Regions from separate parts of the Homo sapiens genome. Here regions 2, 3 and 4 are each linked to region 1. A link is a contact called in ENCODE Hi-C or POLR2A ChIA-PET data. All regions are on one chromosome and are shown on one strand. The core of a region is the stretch at or near the end of the contact, and the rest is flanking DNA. Distances in the headings are between cores, read along the strand shown. Region 1 holds the start of AKT3 (AKT serine/threonine kinase 3). Region 2 overlaps SDCCAG8 (SHH signaling and ciliogenesis regulator SDCCAG8). Region 3 has its middle 110 kb from the start of ZBTB18. Region 4 holds the start of SPMIP3 (sperm microtubule inner protein 3).

The links. A loop is a pair of places that touch in the nucleus more often than their neighbours do. ChIA-PET counts read pairs that join two places held with the same protein, here RNA polymerase II (POLR2A). Pooled maps may share reads with other maps.
Region 2: a loop to region 1 is called in a map of dorsolateral prefrontal cortex, with 2.4 times the contacts of the local background. The contact joins the enhancer-like site here to the promoter of AKT3 in region 1. A Hi-C loop is called at or near these places in 3 of 168 maps with a recorded cell type or tissue (dorsolateral prefrontal cortex, head of caudate nucleus and prostate gland), 1 of 37 single-sample maps with no recorded cell type and 7 of 50 pooled maps. POLR2A ChIA-PET finds 5 or more read pairs at or near these places in 1 of 52 experiments (WTC11).
Region 3: a loop to region 1 is called in a map of endothelial cell of umbilical vein, with 23 times the contacts of the local background. The contact joins the enhancer-like site here to the promoter of AKT3 in region 1. A Hi-C loop is called at or near these places in 4 of 168 maps with a recorded cell type or tissue (PC-3, PC-9, chondrocyte and 1 more) and 3 of 50 pooled maps. POLR2A ChIA-PET finds 5 or more read pairs at or near these places in 2 of 52 experiments (AG04449 and H1).
Region 4: a pooled map shows a loop between it and region 1 (4-fold over the local background). The contact joins the promoter of SPMIP3 here to the promoter of AKT3 in region 1. A Hi-C loop is called at or near these places in 1 of 37 single-sample maps with no recorded cell type and 2 of 50 pooled maps. POLR2A ChIA-PET finds 5 or more read pairs at or near these places in 3 of 52 experiments (HEK293, K562 and activated T-cell).

Annotation. Positions count from the first base shown.
Region 1 is chr1:243,848,949-243,851,757 of GRCh38, forward strand. AKT3 (AKT serine/threonine kinase 3) reads right to left here and starts at 1,295. Exons shown (of 14, transcript NM_005465.7): 1 at 1,092-1,295. RefSeq lists an enhancer at 204-704.
Region 2 is chr1:243,469,489-243,472,666 of GRCh38, forward strand. The region is part of intron 16 of SDCCAG8 (SHH signaling and ciliogenesis regulator SDCCAG8); the gene reads left to right. Among named protein-coding and RNA genes, the nearest start is that of MIR4677, 120 kb to the left of the region's middle. Within about 2 kb of position 1,785, at least 3 of the 41 ENCODE cell types and tissues checked have a DNase peak (open chromatin) inside an H3K27ac peak, as active enhancers do; they include dorsolateral prefrontal cortex, where a contact is called at or near this core.
Region 3 is chr1:244,162,054-244,164,981 of GRCh38, forward strand. No RefSeq gene overlaps it. Among named protein-coding and RNA genes, the nearest start is that of ZBTB18, 110 kb to the left of the region's middle. Within about 2 kb of position 1,283, at least 13 of the 41 ENCODE cell types and tissues checked have a DNase peak (open chromatin) inside an H3K27ac peak, as active enhancers do; they include PC-3, PC-9 and endothelial cell of umbilical vein, where a contact is called at or near this core.
Region 4 is chr1:244,350,935-244,353,884 of GRCh38, forward strand. SPMIP3 (sperm microtubule inner protein 3) reads left to right here and starts at 1,701. Exons shown (of 5, transcript NM_001012970.3): 1 at 1,701-1,800.

The sequences.
Region 1 (2,809 bases), core at 45-2,544:
ACTTGTGGGTAAGCATTTCCTCTGCTTTCAGAACATAAACAGTAAATACCGGTATTGGAAAAACCTGGCCCCAACGAGATTCTTTATCTCTAGGCTAACTGTAGATTCCCGGGAAATCCCAAACAAGGGATGGTGACCCCGCCTCGGCGTCAGGGTCAACACAGCAACCAGCTAGGCTTCAACTTTGGGCTCTGAAGGGCCCCACCGGCATCATGGCTGATGCGGACCGATGCGCCGGAGGAGGTGGACAAGGAAGAGGCTGGTCTGTTTACTTGCAGCCAGAGCTGCCGCCGCCGCCAGCAGCGACAGCATCACTGGATCAGCCAAACCCAGCATCTTCCGCACATTTCTATTCTTAGCACACAACTCCCAAGCGGATCAAAACCCCACTACTATTAAAAACACAGACAAGCACGTTACCCACCTCCCACACACACACCCCCCCCCCCACCCCACCAGTGCCGTCTTTTCCTGCGCGCCAGTGGCGGGGAAGGGTGGGGGAAGGAAGGAGACCCCGGGGACGCCTGTGCATCCTCGCCTTCACCCCACCCCACGCGCAGACAGCCTCAGCGCCAGGGCGCGCGGCAGACGGCTCCCTCCCCCCAACCCAAACACACTGACACCGGCGCTCCACGCGTTATATAACCTCGCCGCCGCCCCCGGTCCAGGCGGGCGCCCCCTCCCCACGCCGCGCGGCCCGGGCGGGGAGGGGCGAGGGGAAGGAGCGAGAGTTGCGCAGACAGCAGGCGCCGGGCCGGGGCAGCCCAGACACAGACGGTACCGCTAGGCCGGGAACACCCCTCCCCCGGCCCGCTGCGCACCGCCGCCCCCCAGCTTTCCCCGGAAAGCGGGGGGTGTCGGTGTCAACCGCGCTGGGCATCCCCCGGCCTCCACACCCACACCCGAAGCCTCCGGTGACCCAGCCCCCGCCCACGCCCCCGGCGCGGTGACAACCCAGAAGCCCCCGCCTCACCCCACCCCGCCGCCATCCCCCGCCTGAGGGAGGCAGGGAGGGCGGACCGGGGCCCGGGGCCCGGAGGGAGTGGAGGCCAGGCGGGGAGGGGGCTAGAGTTGGGGGCGGTGGCTGTTACCTGCAACGGCGGCGGCGGCGGTGGCGGCCCCGCAGCTGCTCGGGCGGCGGCGGAGGATGGAGCCGGGGGGGGGCGGGGGGAGGAGAGGGGGCGACTCGGGGGTCCCCCCTCCCTCCTCCTCCCCTCCTGTCCTCCCCCCACCCCACAGAGCCTCTGGCCTCCTGGAGCCCGGTGCGGCCGGCGGGAGGGCAAGCGAAGGGCTGCAGGGGAGGGAGGGAGGGAGCCGGCCGGGCCGGGCCGCGGAGCTGGAGCGGGAGGCGGCGGCGGCGGCGGCGGCGGCGGGAGGGGGAGGGAGGAGAGAGGGCGGCGGCGGGGAGAGGAGGAGGCGGAGACTCTACATGGGAATCGGATATCGGCTACAAATTCATCACCAGAAAACACCGCTCGGGCGGGGGCCGGGTCACGCCGGCGGGGCGGCGGCTCTGGGCCCCGGGGCGCGCCCGGCGCGGGGAGGGGTTCTGCGGCCTCCTCCCGGGCTGCGCCTCGCTGAGGGGACCCCCCGCCGCCTCCCCGCCCCCTCCTTCCTCCCGCTCGGGGCCGCCGCCGATCGGTTCTCGCCGTCGCCGCGGGGCTTGTTGTTGACTTTGAGGAAAACTCCTGACGTCAGGGGCTGGCTCTCGGCGACTGGCGGGAGCGGCTTCCCCGCGTCCCCGGCCCTGCCCGCCGCCTCTGCTCCCCTCCCTGCCCGGCCCTCGTCCTCAGGCTTCCCCGCGCCCCCAAACCAGCGGTGCCCCGCGCCCCCTCTCCTCTCGCGAGAACATCCCCCTAGCCAGCCAGAGCCGGGAGCGGGGGCAGTCGCTCCCGGGCGGGAAGTTCTGGGTTTCCCCCTCGCCCGCGTGGCCCTTGGCGGGCACCCGAGGCCCGGGAGCGGAGGCTCCTCGCCCAGCCGCTTCCTCGGCGCATCCGCCCACCCGCCCTGGCCGCGGACGCGCGCGCCGCCAGGCCCCGGGCGTCTCCTCCAGTCCGCCGCGGCCCCTTGGGGAGATGGGCCCGGCGCGAGGGCTCGCACCTGGAAGCCCACGAAGTGGGCGGTGCCCAATGAGGTAGGGACCGGAGAGCGCGGAGCAGTCCAGAAGCCGACCCCACCCCCTGCACCTCGGGGAAGAGGGAACCCGGGTCAGCCCGTAGCAAGAATCATTCCTGACTATCCCAGGAGACCACGGCAGACCAAAAACACCTCTCTGAACAGCCTTCCGCACCGCTCGCTGCAAGCATTCGTCCACACACGGTACACAGATTGCGGGCGGATCGTAATTCACTCTTGAAATCACACCCTTTTTAGGGATATTCGTTTTCAATGACTTTGGGAAAGCCACGAGGTACTACATTTACTACGAAGAGACCGTTTCTTTATTTTGAAGTCAGTGACTCCTGAGACTGCATTGGGGACAACTTTTTTGCACAATGACCATATTTTACCATGCAGCGCACTTCAGAAAATTATAAAAGTTTACAAGTTTTATCGCTTCTGGAAACACCTGGGCAGCATCCCTATTATCCCGCCACGTGGCTCTAGCCTTGTTGATGTACCTGTTACTTTCTCCCACTGCAACATTTTTGTTAATGTCTGTGGCTTCTTTCTGCAGAAGAGTTCCTCCTCCTGACATGCACTTCATTCTCTGCTTTTCTATGTCTTGACAACTCTCTTATGGTAGTCATTTTCTTATACTGTAGCCCCCTGGTATTTATGTACTGTGTGGTATTAATATTTATACTTC
Region 2 (3,178 bases), core at 535-3,034, 380 kb before region 1:
GTGGATAAATTCTGATTTTTATTATAATTTTCAGTGCTTTTTCAGTCACTCCTCATGTTTTTACATTTCAGTTACATGAATTTTCATTCATATTGTGGATTACAAGTAAACTGAATTTACAATTTGATGCCCCTGCCTGCATACTAATGATAACTAGCTTATTGCTCACCAGCTCACAGTGATCTGCTCAGATTGGCATATTGGACCCTGGGCATATTCATGAGGTAATGTATCTGCCTGCGAGTGCATGTGTGCATCTGGAACCTAGCGTATTGTAAGGAGATAGGCATGGCCTTTTCAGTTTGGTCCCTTCCTAGCTACAGGGCTTTGCGAAAGTGTTGGTTTTTTTTTTTTTTTTTTTTTAGTCTTCTAAGCCTCAGTCTCCTCATCTATTAAACTGGAATAATAATACCTATCTCTCAGAGTTTCTTGGCAAGTAAAGGGGTACTTCAGATAACATGCCCCATACTCAAAATATGTAACTCCCCTTTCCACCCTTCTTTGTTACCAAAAAAAAAAAAGTATAGCAACAGTAGAATATTTGCTTTGTTTTTTCACTGGATCATAGTTCCACACACAAGAAAAACCATGTCTGGTTAACAACACAAGGTCTAAACAGATTTACAAGGAGATCAGATGCTTCGCCTTTCACCTGACTGAGATGAAGCCACCAACGAGGCTGTCCCATGTGTGCAGTGCCTTCTGCCCAGATGTGGCGCAAGTGCTCCAGCTGCCCCGACGGGGCTGGGGCCTCAGAATCCCCCTCACTCCGCCTTTTGGGTTTTTGCTCCTAAAGCATCCTGGCCGTCATCACTCACATGTGCTCACCAGGTTTCGTTTCTAGTTCAGAGGAAACCCATACTTTTCACCTGTGTCTTTTGATCCCTGGCCTGATGGAATATTTTTCTAATGCCCCCACTTTTCCCAACTGCTCTAAGTTACAAATGGCCAGATTTCAGTCATTAGGAGAGTAGAATTTTTTTTTCCTTTTCCTTTTTTTTTTTTTCTTTTTTTTGCAGCCTGTCTCACTGGGGGCTGGATTCCAAGGAAGCAGCCCGTGCACTCACAGGCCAGGGGAGCCAGGATTTCAACGGTGTCAACAATCTTTGCTCATCACACCAAAAAAGCCCTGTGTCGGTGCCGACTCATTAGCATACAGCCGTGCTGTGCTTGCTAACAAAGCAGGCTCTGGGTATCTGCTAGTTTCTCAGCTTGTCTGTCTTCCTTGACCGAAAAGAAGAGAAGAAATAGATTCAGGCAAGGGTGCTGTCCCCCTCCTGTGGCAAGACAGCATCACAAGGATTCCCAGAGAGAGCGAGCTTTGAAGTGATTTTAAAGTCACCATCCTTGGGAGAAAGGAGACTGTCCACCCTTTGTTTTTCTCATCTTCTTCTATAGCATCAACAAGCAAAAGAAAAATCGCTATGTTCTCTAGTTAAAAATGATCGAGCCCTGAATACTTCCTGGTCATCTCTTTCATAGTTGTTGTTGTTAGAGTGCATAAGAAGAAATATCTGTATAGGCAGAGGTACACAAGCATGCTCTCCCCTCAGTCTGTCTCTCGATCCCTCTTTTGTTGGGGGATGGAGGGAAGAAGAAACGTACAAGCAGATGTGCTGCTAGATCTACAGGCTTCTGCCAACCATATGGCATCTTAAGGAAAGATGGTTGGAGCGTCTGGATTAGCAGAGTCGGGATGGGAAGCCATGTGTCGTGTTGGTACAGGCAGTTGTTTGAGCTCTCTCTAAATGGCTTCAGGAGATTGTGTAATGGAACAAATGGTCCTGCGAGCCCAGGAACAGCCTTGCCGCTGCTGGAGAGGCAATTGGCCCTCGGGCGGGTACTGCTTCCCTTTTTTCCCCCAGTATTATGTATTCTTCATTTAATGTTCTTCGAACTCTGAGACTTGACTCGGAACTTTTCAACTTATTACGCTCGTGGGTTCTGTCTGCCTCTGTGTCTGCCTGAACTCTACTCTGTCCCTAATCTGGTAATTAATAATGCCCCAGTCCTCTTCTGTGTCCTCTCCCTCGGCCCTCCACGGGGGGTCCAGGCTCAGCAGGCCAGCTTTTCGTGCCTCTTGACAAAGGCCTTTTCGGAGGAGGCTGCCCTGCTATCAGGGGTTGGGGGGTGGAGGGAGGATGATGTATCCACCCATCAGAATTCCCAGAAGCCTCAGGAGATGGAAAATCTTTCATTTCTTAATGAGTTAACTGGGAGTTTTACGTCGTCCTAGGTGTTAAGCACATGAGAAATATGTAGCATCACTATTTTGGACCTCATGTGTGGCATTAAAAAAAATTATTCTAATTTCATACTAGTGAAAGCATTGGACTATTAGGTCACAGGTGCCATTTACTCAGCAATTTGAGACCTCAGGATTCTACTCTCTAATACATAATTTAAATACTGTATGAATATACTGTAAATTGGAGAACTGAAACACTGTGAGGCTGGCAACACATGGGCAGTATTTCAACTGTGGTCAGGTTCTCAGGCCATTCTTATTTTGGGAGGCTGGAGGCGGGAGAAGCAGTGAGACCTCACAACTAGAACAGATCTGGTGAGTTTCTTCTCATAGGAAGGCTCTTTGGACATTTCAGCTGCCTTTTAGGGCAAACAGATCTTGTTTTGTTGATGTTTCAGGGTCATGGCACATGCAGTGCAGTGTCTTTAGCTGCTGATATAGTTAGGTCTGCCTCCTCTCTGGGGTAGATAACAAAGCCTGAGGCTCCAGGTGTGTCATACATTGTGCTTAATGGAAGATAAAATGGCTAGTTGATTCAGTCAAAGAACCTGTCCATTTATCTGACTAAATCATCAAACCAGTTTGAATTAAGTCATCAGCTTGAGTCCCTGAGAGTAGCTGGTCAGTACCTGGTGGGCATTTTTGTTTGTTTGTCTGTTTCTAAGTCCAGGGCTGGAGAAAGAGGTCAGTACCTGGTCTGTGCTGCACACCATGGGGGCAGAGTGCCCTTCCTCCTTTCTCACAGGCAATGACCCCAAAAACGGAAGCAAGTAAGAAATGCAGCATCCAGGTTAAAAATGAATTCACTTATGGTCAGCTGTGTCCAGGCTGAAAATGAGTCACCTATGGTCAACTGTGGGAAATAGGAAGCTGTCATGCCTACTGCAGCTTCCCTCAAAGGTACTTCGAGCAATGAAAATACATTCTAAT
Region 3 (2,928 bases), core at 33-2,532, 310 kb after region 1:
ACAGAGCTGCCCGAGGGTTGCTGGTCACCCATTTTTATGGTTATTTCTTGATGATATGCTAAACAAGGGGTGGAGTATTCATGCCTCCCCTTTTTTGACCATATAGGGTAACTTCCTGACGTTGCCATGGCATTTGTGAACTGTCATGGCGCTGGTGGGAGTGTAGCAGTGAGGACGACCAGAGTTGCTCTCGTCGCCATCTTGGTTTTGGTGGGTTTTGGCCAGTTTCTTTACTGCAGGCTGTTTTATAAGCAAGGTCTTTATGACCTGTATCTTGTGCCAATCTCCTATTTCATCCTGTGACATCAAATGGCTAACCATCTGGGAATGCAGCCCAGTAGGTCTCAGCCTCATTTTACCCCACCCCTATTCAAGATGGAGTTGCTCTGGTTCAAATGCCTCTGACACTGATGCCAGAGTCAATTTTCTGCAATATAAGCCTAATTATGCTGGGTTCCCCACGGCCTTCAGAGTAAATGGCAACATCCTTAGTAGCCTAGAAGAATCTTCATTGCTTGGTTTCTACCTCCCTCAGTTTCTCCCAGAGGCCCACACCCATGTTCCCTACAGCCAGGTGTCCAAAAGGGCCTTATTCCCTGACACATCCCATCCTCAGCCTCAGTTCCTCCTTATTTGGGAGTGCATTTTTTCCTCCTCTTCTCTTAGCTAACTTCTATTTCTTCATGAAAACTCACCTTAAGTATGTTCTGCTCCCAACACCTTTCCTTTTGGAGCCCACCAGGGCTGAATTCGGCGCCCCTCCTCTACCCTGATCTGTGACCCTTGACATGCTCTGTACTCTGCCCAGCCGGTGTGGCCCCCGGATTGCCATTGTGGATTTGCTGGTCTCTGTTTCTCATGGACCGTGAAGTCCTAGAGAGTGGGAACAGTCTCTTTTCTTTCTCTGCCTCCCTAGAGATTCCATAAGGCTGACCCACAGAGAATGGGTAAGTTATTGTTGGACACATATCAGATAAATGCTGCTAAATTACACATGAAATGATCCTTCAAGGTGGTAGTATAGATCAAGAGTCTGAACCCAGTAGAGTAATAAAATAGCTTCTTGTTATCACTTGAAATTATATAAGCAACAACTGAAATTCTAACCAGGAGCTCTGAGCGCTGCCGTTGGGAGGATTCCTGCTAGGGACATCTCACTGCTTCTGATGGCTTAGGATTTGTTGGGCCACTGTTTCCCTGGGCACATGTTGGTTTATTTGCTTGCTTTTATGGTTCGTTTGCCATTTCCCTCATAAGGAGATGAGCCGTGCATCAGGATCTTTCCTTTCTCCAAGGCCATCAATGATTCACGTGAGAATTTCATACCACATGGCAGAATCGTTCACATTAGAGTCCTCCACAGGCCAAAAGGAAATAGTATATTCAGGGCTCATCCTTTGCATAGAAAGAACTCTGTTCACCAAGGCATTTTAAACCTGGGATTTAATCAGTTACTTTGCGAAAACTGAAATGATGTCCTTCCCCCATTTCTGAGAGCGAATTTGAGATTAGGCTGGGTGATATATCATGAGAAAAAAAGAACAGAATGAATGGGGATGGCCTGAAGCTCAGGTGGGTAATTTCCCAGCATCTTCCCCATGCTGCTCCCTGGGGCTTCCCAGGTAAACTGTGCACTGGCTTCCAGCAGCCTTTCCCTGGTCTCTAGGTGGCCTTTGTTTAAGCATTACATGGATGTTTGCAAGATTATTCAAGTGATTTCCCACAATTTATTTCAAGCATTTACTGTAGGTGGCTTCAGAATTTTAAGTAGCATGTAAACTACAGACCACCTGCCTCAATGCACCATATCCAGCATCGGTTTTATATCCTAACAAGACGGGATAAGGCACAGTTCTTGAACTGCTGCCAACTCTCCAGAAAGGCACTGGGTACATCGGAAATGCCTTCCGGGGGCCTCCTAGCACTGTCCGGAGCATTTGTCCTTCAGAGCCTGGCCCCAGACCTGTTCCTCTCCCCATAGCTGGGTTCACCAAAGGCACTTCCTGATAACTGTTCCAGGACTCAACAATCAAAAATGAAAAAAATCAGAGAATGTTTTAAAGCCCAAGGATATAAAGTACTAAGACTCTTCTAAAACCTGATTGTCCTTCTCCAGTGTGGTAAGCAGGCTCTGACTCACTTCCCTCCTAGATAGGATTTCCTCCTGTGTATACTCCCAGAGCTAAGAGATTCTTCGAATGCCTTTGCCATTACCCGCATTTCTTCAGTTTGCATCTCTGAATATTCTTAGGCTGTGCTGAAGGTGTTTCTAGCCACATGACACTATCTTCATCGCTTTTGGCATTATCCATATTGGCCTCTCCTCTGGGGTGGTCCCTGGGGATTGGTGGCCCCTCACCTTACATAGGTGTCACTGGGCATGGATATGGTTGTCTCATGTCTAGGGTGCTCCATGGTCAGAGCAGAGCTCCCACATCCCAGGCAGGTCTGGAGCAACCCCCAAAACAGAGCGGGCTCTTGTGCCTTCAGGAGGTATCAATGACATCTACTGTCAGTCTGAACAAAAAGCTACCCTTTGGAAAGAGAGCAAACCAAATTCATACGAGCTCACAGAACTCTCTCCACTAATCATGCACTTTGATTAAGTGTTCTCACATGATCAATGCTGAGTGAAACTTTAGACCCTACTAAAGCCTCTCAAAGACGCAGTCCCTGTGCTCCAAACACCTGTTCTTGCTAATGAATCATCGTGAAATGCAAAATCAATCCTATGCAGATACATTGATGGCCTCTTAATATTTTTACCCTAGCCTTGTAGGGCAGTGCATTGGGTGCTTTTTGATGTTTTCATGAGTTTGAGTATTGCTAATGCTGATCATTACATTAAAGAGGAGCATTCATTGGATTAAACCTTACAACGTTTTTGTGTGGTAGATGGGAAGAAACATAATCTTAGCTTTTAGCCTG
Region 4 (2,950 bases), core at 451-2,950, 500 kb after region 1:
CCCACTCCTGCCCGCCAGAGAACAACCCCCCTTTGACTGTAATTTTCCTTTACCTACCCAAATCTTATAAAACGGCCTCACCCCTATCTCCCCTTTGCTGACTCTCTTTTCGGACTCAGACGGCCTGCACCCAGCTGATTAAAAAGCTTTATCGCTCACACAAAGCCTGTTTGGTTGTCTCTTCACACGAACGCGAGTGAAACTTTCTTCTTTGTACTTTCTGTTATATTGCCAGGTATGTCTTACGTAAAGAACATGGGGATTTTTTGTTCATTTTTTTTCCTCAGTGAAGAATACTGGTTATTACTCTTAAAACGCCTTTGACGTCAAATAGCTGGATTCAAATCATAGATTCATTACGGCCTCGTTGTGTGACTGTTAGGCAAGTTCCGTAGCTTCTTCTCTTAGCCTTCATTTCAAATAGAAATACTTCATTTTCAAAAGAGAATCTCCTTCCATGGTGGTGGTGGAGATTCTAGATGGTGTGTGTCTAATAGCTAAAAAAACGTGTGGTGCTCACTCAACAAATCAAACCAATTTATCCTTTCTCTTAGTGTGGTTCCAGTTTGTTGCTTCTGTCCTCATATATTTATTTAAGTTTTCCCTAGCTTATCTGCTTTCAACAAAATGCTGTCACCAAGACTCTGTCATTACATTATTTTATGCCTGTTCCATGTAGGTTAAGCTCCCAGCAGGAACCCAGCCTGGCCCCTGGTCTCTCCTGAGTGCCTTCTGGAATCTTATGGAAATATTTTACATTCTAACCTGCAAACTGTATATAAGTGAGAAGTGTCCCTGTTTCCAGGACAACCTACTGTAGATAATGCCAGTGTTGGCTGGGTGTGGTGGCTCACGCCTGTAATCCCAGCACTTTGGGAGGCCGAGGCGGGAGGATCATGAGGTCAGGAGATCGAGACCATCCTGGCCGTGGTGAAACCCCGTCTCTACTAATATACAGAAACTTAGCCGGGCGTGGTGGCACGCGCCTGTAGTCCCAGCTACTCAGGAGGCTGAGGCAGGGGAATCGCTTGAATCCGGGAGGCAGAGCTTGCAGTGAGCCGAGATTGTGGCACTGTACTCCAGCCTGGGCAACAGAGACTCCATCACAAAAAAAAAAAAAGAAAAAAAAATGCCAGTGTTTCGTTTTGGTTTGGTTTGGTTTTGACAGAGGTTGGTCAGAATAAATATTTTTGCCACTCTCTTCTTCTCAGGTTATGGCTTGCTTCTATATAGTGGTGCTGTTGTGATACTCCATGGATTGGTTTGCAGCATATTTTTAAATAATTAAAATTATCCTTTGATACCTGCAAAGGAGCAGGTTGGAGCCTGACCTAACCTTGGACAAGGCGGGGCTGGCCTCATCTGCCCCTCGTGCCAAACCATCCTTCCTCAATTCCAGCTTGCAAAGGGCAGGACTCCTCAGTGTGGCACCACCCAGATTTTCACCTTACGTTGTCCTTGGGACAATCTTTACAGGAAAGCAAGCTCTAGTGATTAGATAGCCTGGTTATTTGCCTACATGATTTTCCTTTTCACAGTAATTTTTGCCCCTTCTTTCATGTGCAGCTGGTCTCTCCCTAGAGACCAAAGGAGCACTCTTTTTCTAAGCCCAGGACCTGAAAGGCATTGCCTGGCAAAACCTTGCAAGCCAGTGTGCGTCACAATACCCTTTGAATGATGTAAAGGAATCAGGCCCTGCCACTCTGCAGTTGATCCAGCAGCAGGAGGCAGCTGTACCCATCACTGTCCTCAGAGTACTTTTAAGAACAAGGAGGTCTCTGCCCACGGCAGCCCAAGCAGGTAATAGCGGTTGGTTGTTACTGCCTGTACCTCTCTCTCGCCTCATTTAGAGGTTGCATTACTAAATGGTTGACTGCATTTCAAATATTTTAGAGACAGGAACTCACAACATAAAGAAACTTCATGGCAAGCCTTTTGGTAAAGCAAAAATGTCTTTTGGAAAGTGAATACTCATCTCTCTCAACTTTGAATTCTTGTCATAGTTTTAACTCAACGTGTCTTTTTTTTCTTAGAAACGGGTACACCTATATTAAATAAGATAATTGGTTCTCTGTGATACAAGAAGACCTAGGTTTTAAAAACTGTGAACTAGATTAACAGGTTACTGAGTTAGCTGATCGATTGATTTATTCACTCATTCTGAAGTATGCATCAAGCACTCCTTGGACAGCGAACACTTTGCAAGAGAATGAGTTAGGAGAAGGACAAAGAGAGTGAAGATCGTGGCCACCAAACGAAGTGGTCCCCAACATCTAGGAGCTCACATTTTACCTGAAGAGACAAAGTGCTGTATAAAACAGATGTCTTGGCCAAGCGTGGCGGCTCACACCTATAATCCCAACACTCTGGGAGGCCGAGGTGGGAGAATCACTTGAGCCCAGGAGTTTGAGACCAGCCCGGGCAACGTAGCAAGGTCCTGTCTCTGTTTAAGAAAACAAACAACAACAACAACAACAAAAAACCCAGATGTCTCGTTGTTTGAAGAATTTCTAGAACCTTATCCAAAGCCTGGTGGAGAGTTGTCACTAATTTTTCTTAAATAATAAAATGAATAAATCAATTCAGAAACCAATAAACCAAAAAGGAAAGGACTCAGAACCAAAATGCGTAGGAGAATCTCCCAGGGGCTCTGGGAATTCACAGGAGGGAAATGGGCCATTTGAAACTCAGAAGAGAGGCCTCCTAGGGAACGTATGTAGGACCTGAACAAAGCCCTGAAGAATGGGCTTAATTTAGGCTAGAGAAGGAAAAAAGAAAGAGTATTCAGGCAGCAGAATTCATTACAGAACTGGTGAGAGTCAGGGGAGAAGGGAACCAACCTTCCTGAACTGGGAAAACTGCCTGCCTGAGAAAACAGAAGCAACAGGGGACTATCAAAGTAACTCATTGCTGCGAGCCCTCTTCTAAACAGCCTCTCATCGCACAGGCT